Regions from separate parts of the Homo sapiens genome. Here region 1 is linked to region 2. Evidence: chromatin loops called from intact Hi-C (ENCODE). Cell type or tissue: IMR-90. All regions are shown on one strand. Each heading gives the region's core, and the rest is flanking DNA. Links, peaks and the distances in the headings are about the cores only.

Evidence for each region. Hi-C counts contacts between places; a loop is a spot of excess contacts. Peaks named below come from ENCODE experiments on the same cell type or tissue, not always from the same donor. Only the 100,000 strongest peaks of a DNase experiment are listed, where the experiment ranks them.
Region 1: it touches region 2 in a loop (1.9-fold over the local background); 1 of 110 quality-filtered maps calls a loop at or near these places.

The regions. Positions count from the first base shown.
Region 1 is chr1:222,039,858-222,050,301 of GRCh38, forward strand. It overlaps LINC01705 (long intergenic non-protein coding RNA 1705), which reads right to left. Exons shown (of 3, transcript XR_001738485.2): 3 at 1,847-2,065. Among named protein-coding and RNA genes, the nearest start is that of LINC01705, 14 kb to the right of the region's middle. RefSeq lists a silencer at 9,598-9,846. In IMR-90, for the core only: no CTCF peak of the experiment used is centred there; DNase peaks (open chromatin) are centred at 4,304 and 8,644; H3K27ac peaks cover 767 bases.
Region 2 is chr1:221,863,747-221,874,190 of GRCh38, forward strand. All of the region lies in intron 2 of LOC124904517 (a long non-coding RNA gene), which reads left to right. Among named protein-coding and RNA genes, the nearest start is that of LINC01655, 28 kb to the left of the region's middle. In IMR-90, for the core only: no CTCF peak of the experiment used is centred there; DNase peaks (open chromatin) are centred at 2,235, 5,385 and 6,225.

The sequences.
Region 1 (10,444 bases), core at 872-8,871, 180 kb after region 2:
AGCTGAATGTAAATAAACAGATGAACCAGAAGAACAAGGAAGCAAACAACATTCATGATCAGGAAAGAGAGTGAAATCAACTAGAGTATCCACAGAATCCAGCCTGTAACATCAGCCTCATTAGCACAGCCCCAAGGGCAGGAGAAATTATGTTTTGGGGCAACAAGGATGAGATAAGAAACTTGATAATGACCATCTGCTGCTGATGTCAGGTCTACCTTAAGCAAGGGAGCAGAAGCCCTGGCAATGGGCACACACGCGGATGTGTTCCATGTGGTGTGAGAGTGTGTATGTGCGTTTAAAGTACTGTGGGTGGTGCATTTAATACGGCACTTTTCTGTCCAAGAAAATCATATCCCCTCCAAAGCCCTGAATTATTGAAATCTTGAAGTTTCTCACATCTGTTACGAGCCTTGTATCACCATTTCCGCACGCTATTGGGTGCCATATTCTGTGTCTGAGGTTACAGGCATGCCAGAACCCTCCCACTGCCAAGCTGGGAGATCATTTGTTATTTCTGTAGCCATAGGCTTGCCAAAACCTGGGGAGCTTGATTCTGAAAGGAGCCATCATGCCAGAGGGCAGCAAGCTGGCGAGCTGTGGGGTGGTCTCAACACTCGATATCCAAGCCTTTCAGCCTGAGTGTAACCAGAGCCCCTCGGAGAGAAAGTGGCCCTGAGCTGCCTCAGCTGCTGTAAAATTCCTCTAATGGCCTAGTCTAAGTCCCTCTCACTCAGGCCACCGCCATTTCAATGGAAAGTGAGTTGGGTCCAAATAGGATGAACCAAACTTCTGTCTGAGCAAAAAAGTTGGCCCAGGGCTCAAGAGCTTTAAATGGACCATGAATAATGTTTTATAGCCTCGGCACTGGGGTGAACTCAACCCCTACACTTAGCCTCACCTTTCACGGTGTTATTTTTAGAGATCTCATTACACCCCAGCTTAAACTAAAAATATGTTTCCCAGGAATAGCAGAACACAGTTTTAATTGTGCAAAGTGACACGAATGTTCATGGACTCTAATTACATATGATATTTCATGTGTTTGAGATCAGCTGTAAGGAGTAAGGAGGAATGGCTAAATTGCATTTTTCAAGAGCAGTGACTAGACTTGCTTTGAGACTACGGGGCTCAATTAGCTTTCTGGGGGCTGGTGTGGTTTTCCTCAACTGATGCTTTGATTTCTAATAATTTGGGGTGACTCATGTAAGACAGGATAAGAGGTCCCAGGAAGCCCTGTTCATGAGAAGCTCACCTCCAAGTTCTACCAAGCCATTCTCACCCAACACTGACACATAATTCCCTCCCCACTCTCCCACGCTTGGAAGGCGAGATGGTGCAGTAAAAGAGCTTTGGAATCTGACAAATTGGCAACTGAATCTTTACGCTGCCCCTCTACCTCTGTGACTTCAGGCAAGTTATTAATCTTCCTAAGTCTGGTTCCTCATTGAAAAATAAGAATCATAAATGTTGTATGGATAAAATGCAATAATTTATGCAGAAGCCTAATAAATTATTACAGCAGAGGCCTAATAAATTATTACATTATTTATTTATTTATTTATTTATTTTGAGATGGAGTCTCACTCTGTCGCTCAGGCTGGAGTGCAGTGGCACGATCTCAGCTCACTGCAAGCTCTGCCTCCTGGGTTCAGGCCATTCTCCTGCCTCAGCCTCCCAAGTAACCGGGACTACAGGCGCCCGCCAACATGTCCGGCTAATTTTTTGTATTTTTAGTAGAGACAGGGTTTCACCGTGTTAGCCAGGAAGGTCTCAATCTCCTGACCTTGTGATCCGCCCGCCTCGGCCTAACAAAGTGCTGGAATTACAGGCTTGAGCCACCGCGCCCGGCCATATTATTTTTTTATTTGACTTGCTCATATACTTGAATCAGTAGGGGCATTTGTTGAGCACTGACCATGACAACACAGGTGATATACGATGCAACGGTGTCAGACCCCGACAAAGAGTGCGCACACGGGCATGAGTGGCTCTGATGCAGGACGGCAGGACGGCATCAGCACCAGCCTGGACTGTGGGGACACCAACAAGGGAGCGCTTTATCCTGGGGGAAGAAAGTCTCATGAATTCAAGCTGGTCCTTCAAGGATCCTTAGAACAGCAGCATTCTCTCTACTGGTGCACATAGATGTTAAAGATGTACCATCTAGGAATAGGCTGCCTAAGATGGAACCCCAGCTCTGCCTCTTATTACCAACCTAACCTTGGGCAAGTTACTTAAGCTTTTACGTCATAATTTCTGCAGCTGCAAGACAGAGCTCATGTTAACACCTACTTCATAACGTGGTTACGAGGATTAAATGAGATAGTTGATGTGACGCACAAGCCTTCAGTACATTGTCACAAAGAAATTCCTCAAGAAATGTTGGAGGTTAATGGTACTGTGGGAATTTTATTCCTGGAAAAGGGAACATTTGAGCAAAGAGAGGAATGCACAGGATAATTAAAGGAATATCTTGTGGCTTAGTTTGACTGAATCATAGCACATATTATGGGAGAAAAGGCAGGTCCTCAAGTAACCTCTCTGGGTTAGTCTTTGCATTCACTTGCGACATTTTCTCGATTCCATCAGTGTACATTCCGTGTCTCTCTCTAGTTCCTGGACTCTCTAAGACTGGAGCTCACATTGTAACCACTCAGACCACTCAGCCTTCTCTTTTCCATGAGAATCATCTTCCATCCCTATTTTCAGACTATTCTGGTTTCATCAGCTTTTTAAGACAATTATTAATATTTTGATGAAGTTGGCAGTCTAGTAATGACAGTGTGATCACTCAACCTGGTTATAGAGAAAAACATGTTTGCAAATTTTCCATCTGGTGAAAAGTCTAAAGGTCCCAAGCTCATTTCTGTAATCTCTCAAATTCCAGTGCCTATTCTAGAAGGGGGCTTGGTCAGACTGGACCAGACAGCCACCCTGAACCTGGAGGGAACAAGCTCAACAGCACGGGGACAGGGATGGAGGTGAGGACACCAAGTTGTGGGTAGGCTGCAGGGTCTACAGAAGAGTCAGTTCATTTTTAAAATGAGATGCCTGTGAGTCCCCCATGTGAATCAGCTGTCACTGCAGGGTACTCATGCTGTTCCTATCATATCATTGGGATACTTTTCAGAGCATGGTTCCCAATACTCAGAACCTTTTATTTTATTTATTTTTCCCAGAGAGGTATTGACGTATTTGCATAAAGAAATAGAAGTTGCTGTCTCATGGACTTTTGGATGCAGAATAATTATTTTGCAAAACAATATGAATAAACAGCAGAAAAAAAGTAGGAAAATAGAAAGAGAAGCAGATGCCCCATCTCCAGGGTGTGAGTATCATCACCTCACGTTTACATCAGAGTTCCTGAGTATCACTCTCAGATCATAGTTATTTTACTCTTTCCCCCAATATCTACAAGTACAGTCTGACACTGTGCAAAGCTACCAGTGTCCCCTGAGGGTTGTTTGCCCCTAATGGGTCTTCTCTCTGCCCTTCCCACTTCAGCTTCCAGTCTCAGGTCTCTTGCCCCAGCAGAAGCCCTGCCCCTCACCGTGTGGGGACAGGAAAGGTCCCTTCCCAAGCACCACATTATCAACTACTATTGGACCCACCTGGGCAATTTGGCAGCCTATGTGCCCTGGCATTCTGGGACAGCTTAGGAGTGTCTGAGAATAGACAGAGATGGCCCAGAGCTGCAGCTGCACAGCTGAGGCAGAGAGTGCCCCAGCGCCCCAGCCTCAGGCAGCCTCCTCGGCCTCCCTCCCAGGAGCAGGCTGGCTGCACAGCTGATCCTCACTAATCCCGCTCCGTAGAGCCAAACTGCTTGATTTTCATATATCTATGACTTGCGTGTTCTTTACATCGCCTGCTTTATTTTCAAACCTGTCAACAGGCCTCTGAAAAGGTTGCACACATGAGCAAAGGTCTGGGCAGCTGCAGGAAGGACAGAAGCAGCCGCAGGCTGGGCAGGAGGGGGAAGGCCTGGGGTGGCAGCCCAGCTACAGCAGGGCAGGCACTCAGACCTGGGAGACTGAGTCAGGAGAACATGGACTTCCCATTTTGGGGGTTTTGTCTCATCAAAACAAAAACCAGGCATATGTTTTTCTGCCCTGAGATCCTATCTGGTTAGATTAGCAAGCTGGCTATAAATCTGAGATGGACCACAGACTTACTGAACTATATTTATCAAGTTTCTTAATAAAGCAAAGGCCCAGAAGCCTTTGAGAGTGAACACTGTTTTTTTCTGACAGAGACATAAGCCAGCAACAAGCAGTTTATTGTTGTTGTTCAGTTGCCAAGTGGGTGATTCAATTAAAATAGGAGCTACATCAGATCTGTTTGTATGAACCCACAGCGTTGCTATTTGTAAAGGGGCCCTACTTCTCGGACTTACATCATTGCTATTTTTTTTTCAAGATTGTTTTAAGGTCTCTAAAAGAAGACTCACAGGTTGAGATTTGCCTACCGCGTTGTGCCGACAAAGACCAGACAGTCAGACTGAGGCTGTCTCTGAATATGGATGTTGTGCCAATCATTGTTTCTAAGCTGACAGGTCAATTCAATCTAACAATGGAATTCAAGATAATGAAAGCCAGAATATCAGAATAGAAGAGGATCTTGGGAGTTACAAGGCATGACTCCTTCATTTGAAGCTGAGGAAAGTAAGGACCAATGACTTTGCTAGACTGGGACTTGAAGGCAGAATTATTAGGGCTCTTTCCAGTGGACTACACATACCCGCAAGCTCCCTGGCATCTTGAAATAGAGTCTGGTTCAGGAGCTTCATGTCGAACCAGATAAATGTGTAACACAATGGGAGAGAGGAAAACCCGGGTGCCATAGATGGGAAGAACAGTATTGTGGGCTCTCATATCTACAGGTGTCCTCTCAAATTAGAGAAGTAGCCTCCAGATTTTGTTTCACCCATAGACCATGTGGAGAATTCAGTCTCTGATGGGCCCCACAAAAAAACTATAGAGGAGATGGGGCCCGGTGGCTCACGCCTGTAATCCCAGCACTTTGGGAGGCTGAGGCGGGCAGATCACAAGGTCAAGAGATAGAGAGCATCCTGGCCAACACGGTGAAACCCCATCTCTACTAAAAATACAAAAATTAGCTGGGCATGGTGGCAGGCACCTGTACTCCCAGCTACTCGGGAGGCTGAGGCAGGAGAATCACTTGACCCTGGGAGGTGGAGGTTTCAGTAAGCCGAGATCACACCACTGCACTCCAGCCTGGAGACAGAGCAAGACTCCGTCTCAAACCTAGAGGCAAAATAGCAAGATAATCCAGGGACTAATGAGTAATGCAGAGGAAACATACCTTTTCTGGTGGACGCTAATGCACTCTTCAAATATTTCAATGTAACAGGATTCTAAGTTGGAAGTTTTAATTGAAGTATCATGATTTAATAAATATCAGATACAGAAATATCCAAAAAGCCACCCAATAATGATTTCACATTTCATGATCCTCTCTTTGGAGAAGCCTGCACTATGAATACCTCACAACCCTCAAAGAGTGTGGCATGGGAGGGCATCTGTTCCTCCCCTCAAGTCCCTTAGGAGAAGGCTCAGGGGATGACTCAGGAGTCTATGATATGTCCCCTTGCAGGTAGAGGAGTGATGCGGACTGGTGCCCTTCTCTCACCCTTACAACGTGAGGGATGGCCTGCTAAGGGGGAGATGATGGTGTTAGGCAGCTTACTCCCCTGGAGTTTGTTAAGATGATGCACTCAGAGTGTTCAAGGACCAGATGTAGGCCACGTTGGGGAGCTGGCATTGGGATGGTCGGCAGAGGTTTCCAGGGGCTAACGAGAAGATATGTGACCACTAGAGCAGAAAGCATCACAGCATCCGAGGGTCTGAAGGTAAAAGACCACCAGGGAGCAGAGAAGCCTTATAAGAAAACCAGGAGAAAGCACCAGACTGTAACTGTTCCCAAGCTTGCTGAGGTCTGAGCCAGCTGTCTTTGGTTGGGCTTCCTGGGAGCATTGTCTGAAATAGGGATTCTTGTGAAGTGGTTTACTGGGGGAGTGCTCTCGGCAAAGCAGAATAAAAAGGAGAGAAGCAAAATAAGGATGTGGTCTCTGTTCAAGGCTAGCCCCTGACTCGTCCCACAGCAAGCTCTGGTCTGTCCTGGAGAAATGAGGCCAGGCTTTTACCTCCCTGTCAGTTGGTCATTGGCTGCTGAGTGCAATGTGGGGGAAGGCGAGGAAGCAGCTGGGGAGAAAGTTGGGGAGTTAAATAGGGAGGGGAAGGGCCATGACTCAGAAAAGGTGGCTTCCATTTGGTCAAAGGCAAATTCTCCCAAGAGGGGGAGAACTATAAGCCATTAACAGCCAATAGTCACAGCACTCAATGGGTGGAGACCTAGGAGGAACATCAACACATTTGCTGTAACAGCTTCATGCCTGTCGAGCTTTTTATTAATAGTTCTCCTGGCCGGGCATGGTGGCTCATGCCTGTAATCCCAGCACTTTGGGAGGCCAAGGCGGGCAGATCACGAGGTCAGGAGATCGAGACCATCCTGACTAACATGGTGAAACCCCGTCTCTACTAAAAATACAAAAAATTAGCCGGGCGTGTTGGTGGCCGCTTGTAGTCCCAGCTACTCGGGAGGCTGAGGCAGGAGAATGGCGTGAACCCAGAAGGCAGAGCTTGCAGTGAGCCGAGATCGCGCCACTGCACTCCAGCCTGGGCGACAGAGCAAGACTGTTTCAAAAAAAAAATAGTTCTCCTTACATTTCCTTGCTCCCAACTCTTCCCAACTCCCTGAGGGTCAGAAACAGTGCCCATACGCTATAATAGGCCTAGCTAGAGTTAGGGTATAAGTCTTAACTTTGAATGAAATTGAATGCTTTGACTATCACATAGGAATGAACATTTTTAATGTTTTATTTTAATATTATATACATATAGAAAAGGACACATATCACAAGCATACAGCACAAGTGCTCGCAGACCACACCCATGTGACAATCCCCACCATCAATAAAGAGAAACTCACCAGCAACCGAGTTGCCTTCACACTCCCTTCCTGTCACTCTCCTCTCACCTCTGCCACGTGATAACTACTAGAGTAATTGTCTAACAGCACAGATTCATTTTGCCTGTTTTTAGTTTTTATATAAATGGAATCTTATAATATGTACACTTCTGTGTCTGGCTTCTTTCAACACTATGTTTATGAGAGTCATCCATATTTTTGCATGTTCTTGTATATTACACTTTCTCTGTATAGTATTCATTTGAATGACTGTACATAAATTTATTTATCCATTCCACTGTTGATAGAAATTTTAGTAGTTTGCAGTTTAGAGTTATCACATATAGTGTGAAAATGTTAATACATGGCATGTGGTAAATCTGTGTACACATTTCTGTATATAGGCCCTGGGATTAATAGACTCATAGGCACCTTGGAGTTAATAGGATCATAGACAACTATTTATATGTGTGTGTGTGCATGTGTGTGTATATTAGTAAATACTGCCCAACAATTTTCAAACGTGGCTGTAACATTTATAACCCCACCAGCAGTGATGAGAGTTCTAGTTGCTTTAGACCCTTGTTAATGCTTGGTATTTTCTGTCTTGTTCATTTTAGCTAGCACTGGATATTGTTAATTACTGAATTGAGCTTGTGTATGACATAAGTGCTTGAGGGCTTGCAATTGCCTAAGAGTGATCAGAACGGTCTGAAAGTCTTTCTGCATTTTCATATGAGGACAAAGGAAGGCCTGTCTGCAAACAAGCAAGTTTAAAGGGACTAGGAGAAACAAAAGCAAAGTTATTTTTATAATTATATGCTTGTGAGTCCTCCCACTCAACCTACTGGTAACACTGAGACAATATTATCATCCTCTTCCTCATCATCGTTATTTATATTATTTTAATTTTATTTTTATTACTATTGATTTTTACCAAAGCACGGAGATTTTCTATGAAAGATGATGAAATTTTTGTACTCTTGAGCTTCCTTGTCTTGATGAAACCTAGGATTTTGACATATCTGAAGCTCAAGTTTATAACTAATGCTTTCACTCTTAAACTGATATCAAAAATCCCGCTTCATTTCCTACTACCACGGGGGCTAGGAAGATAGTTTTCATAACAGAAAAAGACAAGAGGTAGATCATTATCTCCTTGCTTGTCATGGGGAAAGAGAAGAGATGAAAAAGATTTTTTTCAAGCTCCTTCACACCCATCTCACCTCCCCTTCCCCATTTCCCAAAGGAACACACACAAATAGCTCATTCCCTGAGCTCCACTTAGGAGACCAGCCTGGACAAAGTGTTTCCCTCCAGGATGCACATAGGTCCTCCTTTGTAAGAAGTGGGGCACACATACCACTGCTGGACAATGTGGGCCTTCAAGATAATTGGTCCGTGGATGGGCTTCTGGAAAGCAAACCAAGCCTTTTGTTATTTTTTCCCATATTTTTGTCCAGCCAGTTGGTTTTTGAGAGAGTAAGGGGTATAAGGAAGTTGGGTCACTGAGGAAGGCTCTTGTTTGGGGAATTTTCACCAAACATGTCATTTTCTAACTGGGGCTATTTGCTGTGGTCTTTCTGCCTGACTGTCTGCATTGAGTGATGGTTATAATTAACAAATAGCAGCAGCGTTTCCATCGCAAGCTCATACTGTGGTTTCTCTGACTCATCCTAATGAACTATGGGCCCCTCGAAGTGAAGGTTATTTTTTTTTTCCTTCCTGAAAAATATATTGCAGTGATGGCCTTAATTGAAACTGCTGAATGGTAAAATGTAATTTGTTGTTCATTTTTTTTAAAATGTTATATTGAAAAGCAGGAGAAGAGGTGAAGTCAAATGCTGTTTATCTGTATGTTGTGTGTATACTCATGTATTTTGAGACCTTTATTTTTAAAATTGTAACAATATTGGTGGCCATATGGCCCCAGCAAAATTACCCAAATGTTTAATTGAAACGAGACTAATTGTCATGCAAATATATTACTACCAGACAAGCTAACAAGAATAATGAAAAATGAAGTACATTAGAGGATACTTGGAAATGTTGATTTTGTGATTTTCAGCCAGGAAAGTGGCTGAAAGAGTTCTTACTGGGGAGGGAGTGATTTATCCTGTTTAGCTTAAGTGAAAGTGAGGAATCCCAAAGGTTTGTAATAGCCTTTATGGTTCTCTTTACTAGTATAACTCCTGCTCAGAGGGGCTTATCTGTGACAGAATGAGTTTTTACTTAAAGGGACGGTGGCTGGCTGCTTGCCATTCACTAAAGATTCCACCACACCTGGGAGGAGAAGAGAAATACACCTCCTACTACTCATACCTTGGGGAAATTCTCTGCTTCTCAGAGGAGCAGGAGTCAGATTGGAAAGGGACCTTGAGGAAAATGAACCCAGAAGCATTTCAGAAGGAAAGCGGGCTTTCTTCGGAGATAGCACCAGGACAACAGGCATAGACTTGGATGCTGAGCAAATCACCCGGAATCTCCTAAAAATATTTACTACTGTGCCTGACCACAGGCCTACTGAAGCAGAACCTGCAGGGTAAGGCCAAGGCCCTGTGATTCTGATGTGCACCCACATTTGAGAATCAGTGATTCTAGTTAAACTCCTTCTTTCAGAGTCCAGGTCAGTAAGATTCAAGAAAGTAAATTCCTCACCAGTGATCAGCAAGTGGTTAGTGACAAGGGAGTGTCTACGACTGCCTTCTGGGTGCTTTTGAGAGGTGACAGCGTGCTGGCAGTCCTCACAGCCCTCGCTCGCTCTCGGCGCCTCCTCTGCCTGGGCTCCCACTTTGGCGGCACTTGAGGAGCCCTTCAGCCCACCGCTGCACTGTGGGAGCCCATTACTGGGCTGGCCAAGACCGGAGCCGGCTCCCTCAGCTTGCAGGGAGGTGCGGAGGAAGAGGCGCGAGCGGGAACCGGGGCTGGCACAGCGCTTGAGGGCCAGCTGGAGTTCCGGGTGGGCGTGGGCTTGGCGGGCCCCGCACTCGGAGCAGCAGTCCGGCCCTGCTGGCCCAGGCAATGAGGAGCTTAGCACCCAGGCCAGCGGCTGCGTAGGGTGTACTGGGTCCCCCAGCAGTGCCAGCCCACCCGTGCTGCGCTCGATTTCTCGCCGGGCCTTAGCTGCCTTCCCACGGGGCAGGGCTCGGGACCTGCAGCCCGCCATGCCTGAGCCTTCCCCCGCCTCCGTGGGCTCCTGTGCGGCAGGAGCCTCCCTGATGAGCGCCGCCCCCTGCTCCACGGAGCCCAGTCCCATCGACCACCTGAGGGCTGAGGAGTGCAGGCGCACTGCACGGGACTGGCAGGCAGCTCCACCTGCAGCCCCTGTGCGGGATCCATTGGGTGAAGCCAGCTGGGTTCCTGAGTCTGCTGGGGAGGTGGAGAACCTTTAAGTCTAGCTCAGGGATTGTAAATACACCAATCGGCACTCTGTATCTAGCTCAAGGTTTGTAAA
Region 2 (10,444 bases), core at 1,593-9,592:
TTATATTTAGCAAGTGGGATTACACTCCTTGAGAGACATGAAAGAAGAGGAAGCGAGATTAGACCTGAGCATCTGGCCTGGGCAAATGTCATCTCCCAAAGTGGCCGTGCCCATGACAGGTTCACACCAGTGCTGAGGAGAGCTCTGAGGACTGTGCGACACTCACAGCTAATCCAACACCCAGTTTCTCTACTGCCCAAAGAGCTGAGGGGTGATAACCAAAGTCAGGGCTGCACCTAGGAGGGAGAGTGAGTCAGGCCATGGTACACATTCATGGGGCAAAATACCTGTGCACTTACCTAGGAGTGATTTTGGACAATGTGAAATAACCCGATGGATGTCAGGGCCTTGAGATATAGCATACCTCACCTCTGAGGTACAGATTATTATTCTATATTAAAGTGCTCTAAGAACTGACATCATTGTTTGAAGAAGAGCTGGGTGATGTGCAAACTTGGCATGCAACTATCACCCATCAATGAAGAAAGTGTAATCTGTTGTTGGATAACTTTTCAATTAAAACTTCCTTACTGTTTTCCCTAAAGTTGAATTGCCACAAAAACAACAATGCTCACCCACATATTTTGAGCTGCTTTCCATTTATCTCATTTTATTCCCATAATATCCATGTAAAACTTGTTGAATAGCCTTTGACACTTTAATATCAGTTACTAATACAGTCATTATAGAATTTTTTAATCTAAAAAATTATATTAAAATATAAAAAAACCCTTCCACTCACAGAAAACCACTGTTAATATTTTAGTGAGTCTATTTTCAATATATTTTCATGCATATTTTAAGTAGTTTAGATATGATGCATAAAATGTTGTACACCATTTTTCAGCTAATATTCTACTATAGATGTTTACCATGCAAAGAGCTTATGTATGCAAAATTTACAAATATAATTTTAAAGCTGCAAAGTATTGCATTGAGGGATGTGCCATAATATTCTTAATAAATTCTCAATTTCTGGAACTTACTGATCACCAATATTTTCTCTTACACTGTTTCAGTAAAAACTTCTGTGGATACATCATGGTCTGAGGTGAGCTCTAGGAGCTTGCTTTTACAAATGAGAAAGCACAAGTGCAGACACTTGGTCACCTCCTCTATGCATGCTTAGCCTGCAAAAGTGCAACAGCAATGAAAGCACAACTTTTTCTCATGCCTGAATCATTACAAAGAGGCAAACGGAAAGAAGAATGTCAACCCAGCCAAGGGAATAAAGCAATCAGAGAATTATAGACCCGAGTTTGTACCTGCAATCATATTCATAAGCTTACAACTAGATCAAAACTAAGAAAAACATTTCAGACCATTTTAGACCAGTGGTTACTAATCTGTTTATTAAAACTAAATAGTTAAGAATTTATTAAAACTAAATCAGTAGGGCAAAGACAGAGCCTGAAAATCTGTATTAAACAAAAGGAAGGAAGAAAAGAAAAGAAAAAGCAGATTTCCCTTTCCCTTTGCAGCAAACTTGCTAGCATTGCTTTGAACTTACTCAGTAACCTCAAATTGCCAACTTTGAAAAGATGATTGCCAGGTTCTATTTGTCCCTCAACCCTGGGATGGTCAATACAGCAAGATCAATGTCACCAAGGCAGATGGGCCAGTGGGCCTCCCATGGAGAGTGCTGAGGCTCCAGTGAGTCTCCTGCCAAAAGGAAGAGCCAGCAGATGGATGGAACATGCAGCAGTCTGAACTCAGGTGTGGGCACATGCTTGGTAGCTCCTGCCCACACATAGAGGGGACCTGCTGACCACATCCCAGAGGCCTCTCTTGATGCCCATAGTTAGCATCCATTTTGTGTCAAGGATGTAGAAAAGAGCTGGCCCTGTAACCCCAGCTTACATAGAAATAAGCTGGTAAAGGTTACCTGGAGGCTACAACAAACAGCTGGATATGGCTGGAGTTGAGCTTAGCAGCATCTCATTAGTGTGTTTTGGCGCCACACAGACGATTCCAAATACGGCCATGGTGAAAAGATTAGTGCATAGGCTGGAAAATTTGGGTCAACCAGAAGCGTATAGTTTGGGAGAGTTGTGTTAGGGTCAGCTTTTCGCACTTTTAAAGATGACATCAGAGTTTTCTGGGCTTATGTTCTCCTAATGACTTCCAGACCGAGCGTGCTCCATGTGCAGCCCAGAGGATGAAGCCTCCAGATGCTGCTAAGGAGCCCACCTGGGACTGACTCACCCAGCTGGATTTCCCTTCTAACATCATGGTTTGTCATGAAAACAGGTCAGGTCTGCCTCTGAGGTTGTGCAGACAGCTGAAGGATGATTCAGGGAGCAGATCCCAGCTCATTCTCAATTCTCCTATCAGCTGGCCAGCTTGGGCCCTGAGATGGAATGATTGCCTGGCTTTGTGTGGCCATGAAAAGAAACAGATGCAATTCCCTCTTGCATAGTGAGGCTCTGCTGAGTGCTCGATGCATGGAAAGATCAGATGCCTCCAGGCAAAGTGGGATATGCTTGTCTTGCCTGGAAATGTATTGCCATGGCATTTGGAGTCACCCAACACCAATGGCATCCATCTAGAATAAGCAATGGAGATAATGCTAAGAGGCACAGTTCAGGAGGAAAGGGTGGCTTTCCCATTTTTGGTAGACAATGAAGATGTCTATGATGTGACATCCCCACGAGGAGCATCTCTTCTTGGGTGACAGGGAAGAGAACAATGAGAGCCACAGAAAAAGGAAAATGGGAAGATGCATGCACCCGGGGGTAAAGGCCATATTGGAGTGGAATCATTGGGACACATGTTTACTACTGTTCTACCTTGCCTGAAAAAACCCATCATGTCACCTGGCAGGCACTTGCTTGATACCATGTGAAAACTTCTTTCCCCACTAGTTTAAATAGCAGGCGTTCACCTAAAACCAATAGAGATAATAGGCTGGAATCCTGGGCTTACCATTCTACTGGCAGGGGAGTCACCTCTGCATCCTCTTTCAGCCACGTTGCATGTTTGCCATCATCTGTAGTTTTTATCTAACCCACCCCATGATCATGCCATATGCCTTGTGGGCACTGGAGTTTTGCTGTGTGTTTAGGACCCTGACATTTTGTGTTTTTAGGACCTGGGTTTTATTTAACCACCCTTTTCTATGGTTCTAGGATTGTCCAATTTTGTCTCCTTCTCTTCTCTCTCTCCATACTCCTCCTACCCTTAACTTCATTTTCTTAATCACCTCCAAAACTCTCCTTGCTCACTTTTTATTCCAAGGACTTGTCTTTAGAATTCTAGTCTCCCTCTTTCTCCCTGTACTATCATGTTATGAGGTCAGAATTGTGCCAACCTACAGGAATGTTTTCACCTTAAAAGCCTATCATTGTGGGTGAAATAGACACTGTAACTACAAAGGCCAGACTTTTATACACACATGCACACACATATATACATACTGTTTCCAGGATATTGAATGTCTTGCAGCAACAAAATGCCACTGTTGCTATCGTGAAACAGACTTGAGGAAGCCTAGAGGCAAAGGCAAACATTTCATACCCACATTACAATACTGTTCCTGGCTGACAGCTTGTTCCCCACTGACCTAGGGCTCATTCTCTAGCTGAACCATGGCCCATCACTGGGGCAGATTCTGATCAGCCAGGATGGTGGAAATTGACTAGTGGCTCATGAGTGGTTGGTCTCATCTGAGTCTGAGGAGGTGCTTCATTCTTGCTATGCACAACTTAAAATCCAAGAATTGTGAGATATTCATAAAGCAAGATGTCGCTTTGACACAGAAGGCAAAGTTTAAGAGCCTATTAAAGACCATACTCTATTAGTTCCTTAAATATGTCCTTATTCAAGTCACTATGGTAATTCTCTGGTATTATCCCTTATGAATAGCTATTCATTGTGGTCATATGGGGTAGAATATCGGATCAAATCATAACTTCTCCATGCCCTGTTTCTTCATCAGAACAGAAATAAAAATAGTATCTAATTCGTATATTTGTTGTGATAATTAGGTAAATTCAAACATAAATCATAGAGTAGTGACTGGTAGGTAATAAGCCATAATATACACTATTTTTATTAAATATGATAATGTGTTTATGGGTCTTGGTAATTCAACTATGGGGTAAGTAGGGAAAGAAATGTTATCTATAAAAATGACCCTTTTGCCCTCCATTTTATAGCTGGGGAATGGTCTGTTTAATGCTAACTAGGGCTACTTTCTGGTTGTTTGCACAACGAGAGCCAAGTGTCCATCACTCAGATAATAGCAGAGTGATGATCTCTCCAAACTAGATAGATTTGAAATGGTTTCAAGAATTGGGGTTTCTTAGTCTAGAATAAAGAAGACTAGAGAGGAGATACAACCACCGTCTTCAAATATAGAAGGGCTGACATAGAGAGAAACAGTTACATCTATTTTGTTTGTATCTAGAGGACAGAACCATGACCAGCTGGGTAGAAGTTAAAGGGAAACTTGAACTCAACATAGGAAGAATTCTCTAATAATCAGCATTGTATAACAAGATATGGGCAGTTCATAAAGCTATCTCCACCAATGGAAGTGCTGTGTGACCTTAAACATATAACTTAAACTATCTGTACCTTGGTTTCTTCATCTGCAAAATGAGAATAACAATAGCTACTTTCGAGGGATGTTGTGAAGACTAAATACATTTATATGTATATAGTCTTTCAAACAGTGCTGGAACACATTTGGCATTCTATGGGTGTTAGCCATTGTATAACTGACTTATAAAGGTGAAAAGGGGCAAGTGTTGTTATCTCTTACATGATGGAAATAAGATCAATTATCAAGCAACCTGGTTTACTCTTAGGCAACTGATCATTATGGCAATGGGAATTACCTAAGCTGTCTCTGGCATCATTGGTATATCCCTCAGCAAGGGTACTCTCTTCAGTCTCAATTCTTATTGGCATCAACTGTGTCGTATATATTTTTAGAGATTTCCACAATGCCCAGGCAGTGAGCCTTCAATAAATACATGTTGTCTAGACATACATAGTGGTACCTTCTCATGGAAAGAGTATTGATTTATGCCCTATAATTACAAGTATCTCTACATCCTTCTCTAATCAGTATCGGTGAAGTCACCGTCTAACTGCTTCCAGACAGTCATTTTAAATTTATTTCTAACTCAACAGTCTCTGCAATTTAACTTGATTAAATACAACACAGGTTTAATTGGAACTTAGCTGCAAATTAAGAGCAAAGAATCCATAGAATTGACTGCTCTTTAAATATAGTTTAGCTCAGTAAGCTAATAGTTCTTTTATGGAGATGCCACACTGAGTAGACATTAAATTGTGGTTCAAACAGCAAAACAAACAAATAGTGTGTGGGCCTCTGAGTATTTATTGTGATTATGCTATATGAGTAATAAGTAATATTTGAGGACATTAGTCATTATTGGCTTTGCATACTTCCTTTGCATGTGGGAGCCAGGATAAACAAGCCCTGGGATGCCCTCCTTTTTCTTGTGTGGGCTCATAATTAAGGGCTAGGGGAGAGTTATTCCCTCTGTAGAAATTTGGTACTGCTGATTTACATATATTTGCTGTTTTTGTAATCCAAAAATCTGGGGTGTTTATGGGTCTGCAATTCTGTGTGGCTCTGTGCCTGTAGAAGAGCTAGTAGAAAATGACACATTTGTCCGAGTTTCAGACTTACCATTATGAGACAGTTTGTCTTTTTCTGGGCAAGGACATAAAGATCTGCAGGGATTATAGTCACACTGCACTTGTGACAGATACATGGGTTGAAAAGAAGAGCGGCATTTTCTCCCCCTCCCCTATTTTCTTTGGAGTATGCTTTTTAATTGTTTTCTGTATATACTTTTGTGTAAGTTACGAGGACTTGCAGAAGGTTCTTCAGAAAACAGGAGATATGATAAGATTTATCTTTCTGGAAAGTTAATGCTGGTAGCACAGGGAAGGCATGGCTAAAAAGAATAAACTGGAGAAGAGAAATAAGTTAGGATCCTACTGAAAAAATTCAGGTATAAAATGAAGATCTTTAATAATAACTGGGAATGGGAGAAACACCAAATTCCAGATACAGACCTAAAGTAGAAATGGTAGGGTTTATTGGTCCATGAGCTGTGTGAGATGAAGAGGAGCTCAGGTTAATCATAATGTTTAGAGGACTGAGGGAATGATGACACTGCTAACTGGGATTTGGAAATGGGGAAAGAGAATAGGACCGGGGAATGATGCATTCGGTTTTGGACCTGCTGTGTTTGAGATTTATTTGCAGCTCTTTAAACATAGTTTGGATTCGTAAGCTCATAGTCAGATGAAGACATTTGGAAATATGGGTCTGGCACTTAAGCCATATGTCACATCTGGCCTGTAGACTTGGGAGACATTTGAGCACAATGTTACAATGTCCTCACTGGTTCCCAGCTTTCATTAAAATGTATCTAAACAACTATATAAAATATAAAAATATTTCACTTCTTAATATAAGGTACCTGAGATCTGGAAAAAGTGACATTATTTTGTCCTGCATTTTTTTTTCAATCTTAAGAATTAAATAAAGCCCAGGAAAAGTCTTCTGTGGTAGGCAGAATAACAGCCTCCCAAAGATGTCCATATCCTTATCTCTGGAACCAGTGAATACATTTCCTTACATAGGAAAAGGGACTTTAGAATTGTGATTGAGTTAAAGACCTGGAGATGAGGAGATTATACTTGATTACCTGGGTCGGCACGATCTAATCACACTGGTCCTTAAAAGAAGAGAAACGGCCAGGTGCAGTGGCTCACGCCTGTATTCCCAGCACTTACGGAGGCCGAGGTGGGTGGATCACGAGGTCAGGAGATCGAGACCATCCTGGCCAACATGGTGAAACCCCGTCTCTACTACAAATACAAAAATTAGCTGGGCATGGTGGTGCGTGCCTATAGTCCCAGCTACTTGGGAGGCTGAGGCAGGAGAAACGCTTGAACCTGGGAGGTGGAGGTTGCAGTAAGCCCAGATCTCGCCACTGCACTCCAGCCTGGCAACAGAGTGAGACTCTGTCTCAAAAAAAAAAGAATCTTTCCCAGCTGTGGTCACAGGCAGATATGACTACAGAGGAATGCTCAAAGAATAGTGACAATGCTGGCCTTGAAGATGAAGGAAGAAAGTCATGAGCCAAGGAATATAGGTGGCCTCTAGGAGCCAGAAAAGGTAAGGAGACAGATTCTTCACTAGAGCCTCCAGAAAGGGGCACAGCCCTGTGACGACTTGATGTTTGCCACCTAGACCTGTGTCGGGCCTCTAACCTAACAACTGTAAGATAAATTTGTGTTGTTTGTCAGGCCAGATCCCTATTAACTTTAATAGAGATGGCAACAGTTTCAAGAGGCTGAGGAAGAGACCTGGAGCCAGCAAACGAGACATAGGGTTTTATTTAGGGGAACCTACATACAGGGACAGTCCAGTGGTGGCAAACTGAATGGTAGAACCAAAGCTGCTTACAAAAAAGAATGCGGTTTATATAGCACTTTCAGTTAGCACCCTCCCCTGGCCACCTCCACGTGGCAACCCTCATTTCTTAAGTTATTGCTATCAGGTGTGTCTGTCATCCAACAGGTGTGCCTGCCATACAGGGGATGCCTAAGTTAACTGATTGCTGTCAGGTGTATCTACCATACATGTTTTAAACCACCGCGTCTGCACTAATATATATATATATATTTTTTTTTGAGCTGGAGTTTCGCTCTTGTTGCCCAGGCTGGAGCGCAGTGGTGTGAACTCGGCTCACTGCAACCTCCACCTCCAGGGTTCAAGCAATTCTCCTGCCTCAGCCTCTGGAGTAGCTGGGACTACAGGCACACATCACCATTCCTGGCCAATTTTTTGTATTTTTAGTGGAGATGGGGTTTCACCATGTTGGCCAGGCTGGTCTTGATCTCCTGACCTCACGTGATCCACCCACCTCAGCCTCCTAAAGTGCTGGGATTACAGGCGTGAGCCACCACACCCAGTCCAATAATTTTTTTATAGCAGCAATAGAAAAGGAATACATCTTCTCAGTTACAAAGTTTTAGTACTTGCTGCTGAGAAATAATTTTTCTTTATCATCATCAATATTTATTAACCTCTTGTCATTCAATGGTATATATCCTATCTGAACTTGGTTTCCTCCAGTGCAAAGTGAGATGATGTTATCTGACCTAACGGATATGTTTTAAGAATTTAAATGAGAGTCCACATGTAAAATGCACATCATATATTACAACACGCTGGTGAAGCATCAACTGCTGGCAGTGACATTTTCTTGTCCTAGTCATTGCAGGTGTAAAGATAAGTGCTTTTATCTCAAAGCCTTTCCACATTTTTGGGAGGAAGAACTACCATTGCTAGTAAAGATCCTGGCAGTTCTTTGCCTAATGGCAATTTCTGAAAAGAGTCACTGAAGATCTGATGGGGAGACGTTTCAGTCATGGGTGACTTCAAGAAAGATAATTTTTGAGTGGACTTTGAAAGAAGACTGGGATTTCATCAGAAGAGAGGAGGGTGAGTAAGGACCCCAAGAGTCAGGCACCATTGTGAAAAACAGCCTAAGAAAAAACTGAAGAATACTTTTGGGCAATATAATCGGTATCAATCATAATTGACCTTGACTGATGTTCTAAGTGTTCTAAGAACTTTGAAAATGATAAGAGCAGAGGGTGTAAAAAAATCTGCCTTCATTTTCCATGATTTCTCAGTTTTGTGACTTTTTTTGATCATTTCATCAATTATTATTAAAACTCACTGTTTGCTTGCATGCCAGAGTTCATTCTGGGTTTTCCTCCCAGTCTTATTTGCAGATTTCTCTTTCTCTACTGCCTCTTTAAAGGGTGGCATTCCTTAGGTTTTCTTTGGCCCTTTTCACCTTTTCTTTATGCTCTTCATTGGGGATCTCAATCACTCTCCTTGTTTCAACACAACTTTTGAACCAGGATTCTCAATCTATGGCTAGAGGTCAGAGCTCACCAGAGTATCTTTTCTGTTTTGCTAATTGCCTGCTGGACATGTCTGCCTCAGTGTCTGCTGAGGCCCTCGGGTTCTATCCATCCATGACTCTCTTTCCTTCAATCTGTTTTTCCTCTCTTGTTTGTTTACCTCCCATGGCTGAGTGGATGCTGGTGGCATTTATTAAACCAGAAACCTTGAAGTTGACCTCAGTTCCTCTCTTTTCTTTGTTTTATGTATTAATGCCAATCACAGCCTGGGTTCTGTTGATTCTGGTGTTTTGTTTTGTTTTGTTTTGTTTTGTTTTTTTGGAGACAGAGTCTTGCTCTGTCACCCAGGCAGGAGTGCAGTGGCGTGATCTTGGCTCACTGCGACCTCTGCCTCCTGGGGTCAAGCAATTTTCCTGCCTCAGCCTCCCGAGTAGCTGGGACTACAGGCTTGCACCACCATGCCTGGCTAATTTTTGTATTTTTAGTAGAGACGGGGTTTCCCCATGTTGACCAGGCTGGTCTTGAACTCCTGACCTCAGGTGATCCGCCCACCTCGACCTCCCAAAATGCTGGGATTATAGGCATGAGCCACCACGCCTGGCCTGATTCTGCTTTTCTTCACCTCCCTTATCCAGTCCCTTCTCTCGAAATCCACAGCTACCTTCTTAACTCAGGACTTGGTCATTTCTCACATGGACCACTGGGGTACAGGACTAATAGTCTTAAATCCACTGTCCGCCTTATTCTTTTCAGGTACCTTCCAACCTACAGGTGTAGTAATCTATCAAAATAAAAACTGACATATACTTTCCCCTCATAAAATCCTTTTCTGGCACCTGAGGCCTAAGCCTAAAGGCCTTTAGTATGTCATATAAGATCCTACATCATCTAGCCCTGTTCTGACTCTCTGGTCCTATCTCTCACCATCTTATCCTCAAGTCCTGTTAGGTGAAAAGTCCCTATAAATCTCAGGCCCTCCTCCGCATGGAATGTCCTTTTCTGTCTTCTCTCTTACCCATATAGCTTTGTAAAGACTCAACTCAAATACTACCTCCACCATAAAGTCTCTCATGACCATCTGCCCTAAATATAACTAGCCACTCTCTTCTTTGAGTTTGCCACCTTAACCTTGTATACATTTCTGGCATATAGCAGAATTTTCAGCGTTTACATCACACTTAGTGGTTTACATGTCCTTCTTCCCCTTTTCTCTGTAAGCCTTTTGGACGCAGAAACTCACTCTTCTTCATTTTGAAAACCCCCACAGAATAACTGGCACAGAGTTTGGGGCATCCATCAGGAAGAAAGAAAAATAAAAACAAGAAACAGGAAGGCAGAATGGAAGGACATAGACAGGGTAGGAAGGCAGGCAGGGAGGAGCTGTGTGGCAGCAGTTCTTGGAGTGACAGTGAAATGGAGAGCAGGGAATCTCGTTAGGAGGTTAACCTGAGGGTGCAGGTACACGAGGACAAGGCCTGGACCAGTTTCGTGGTAGGAAGAGTGGACAGAAAGC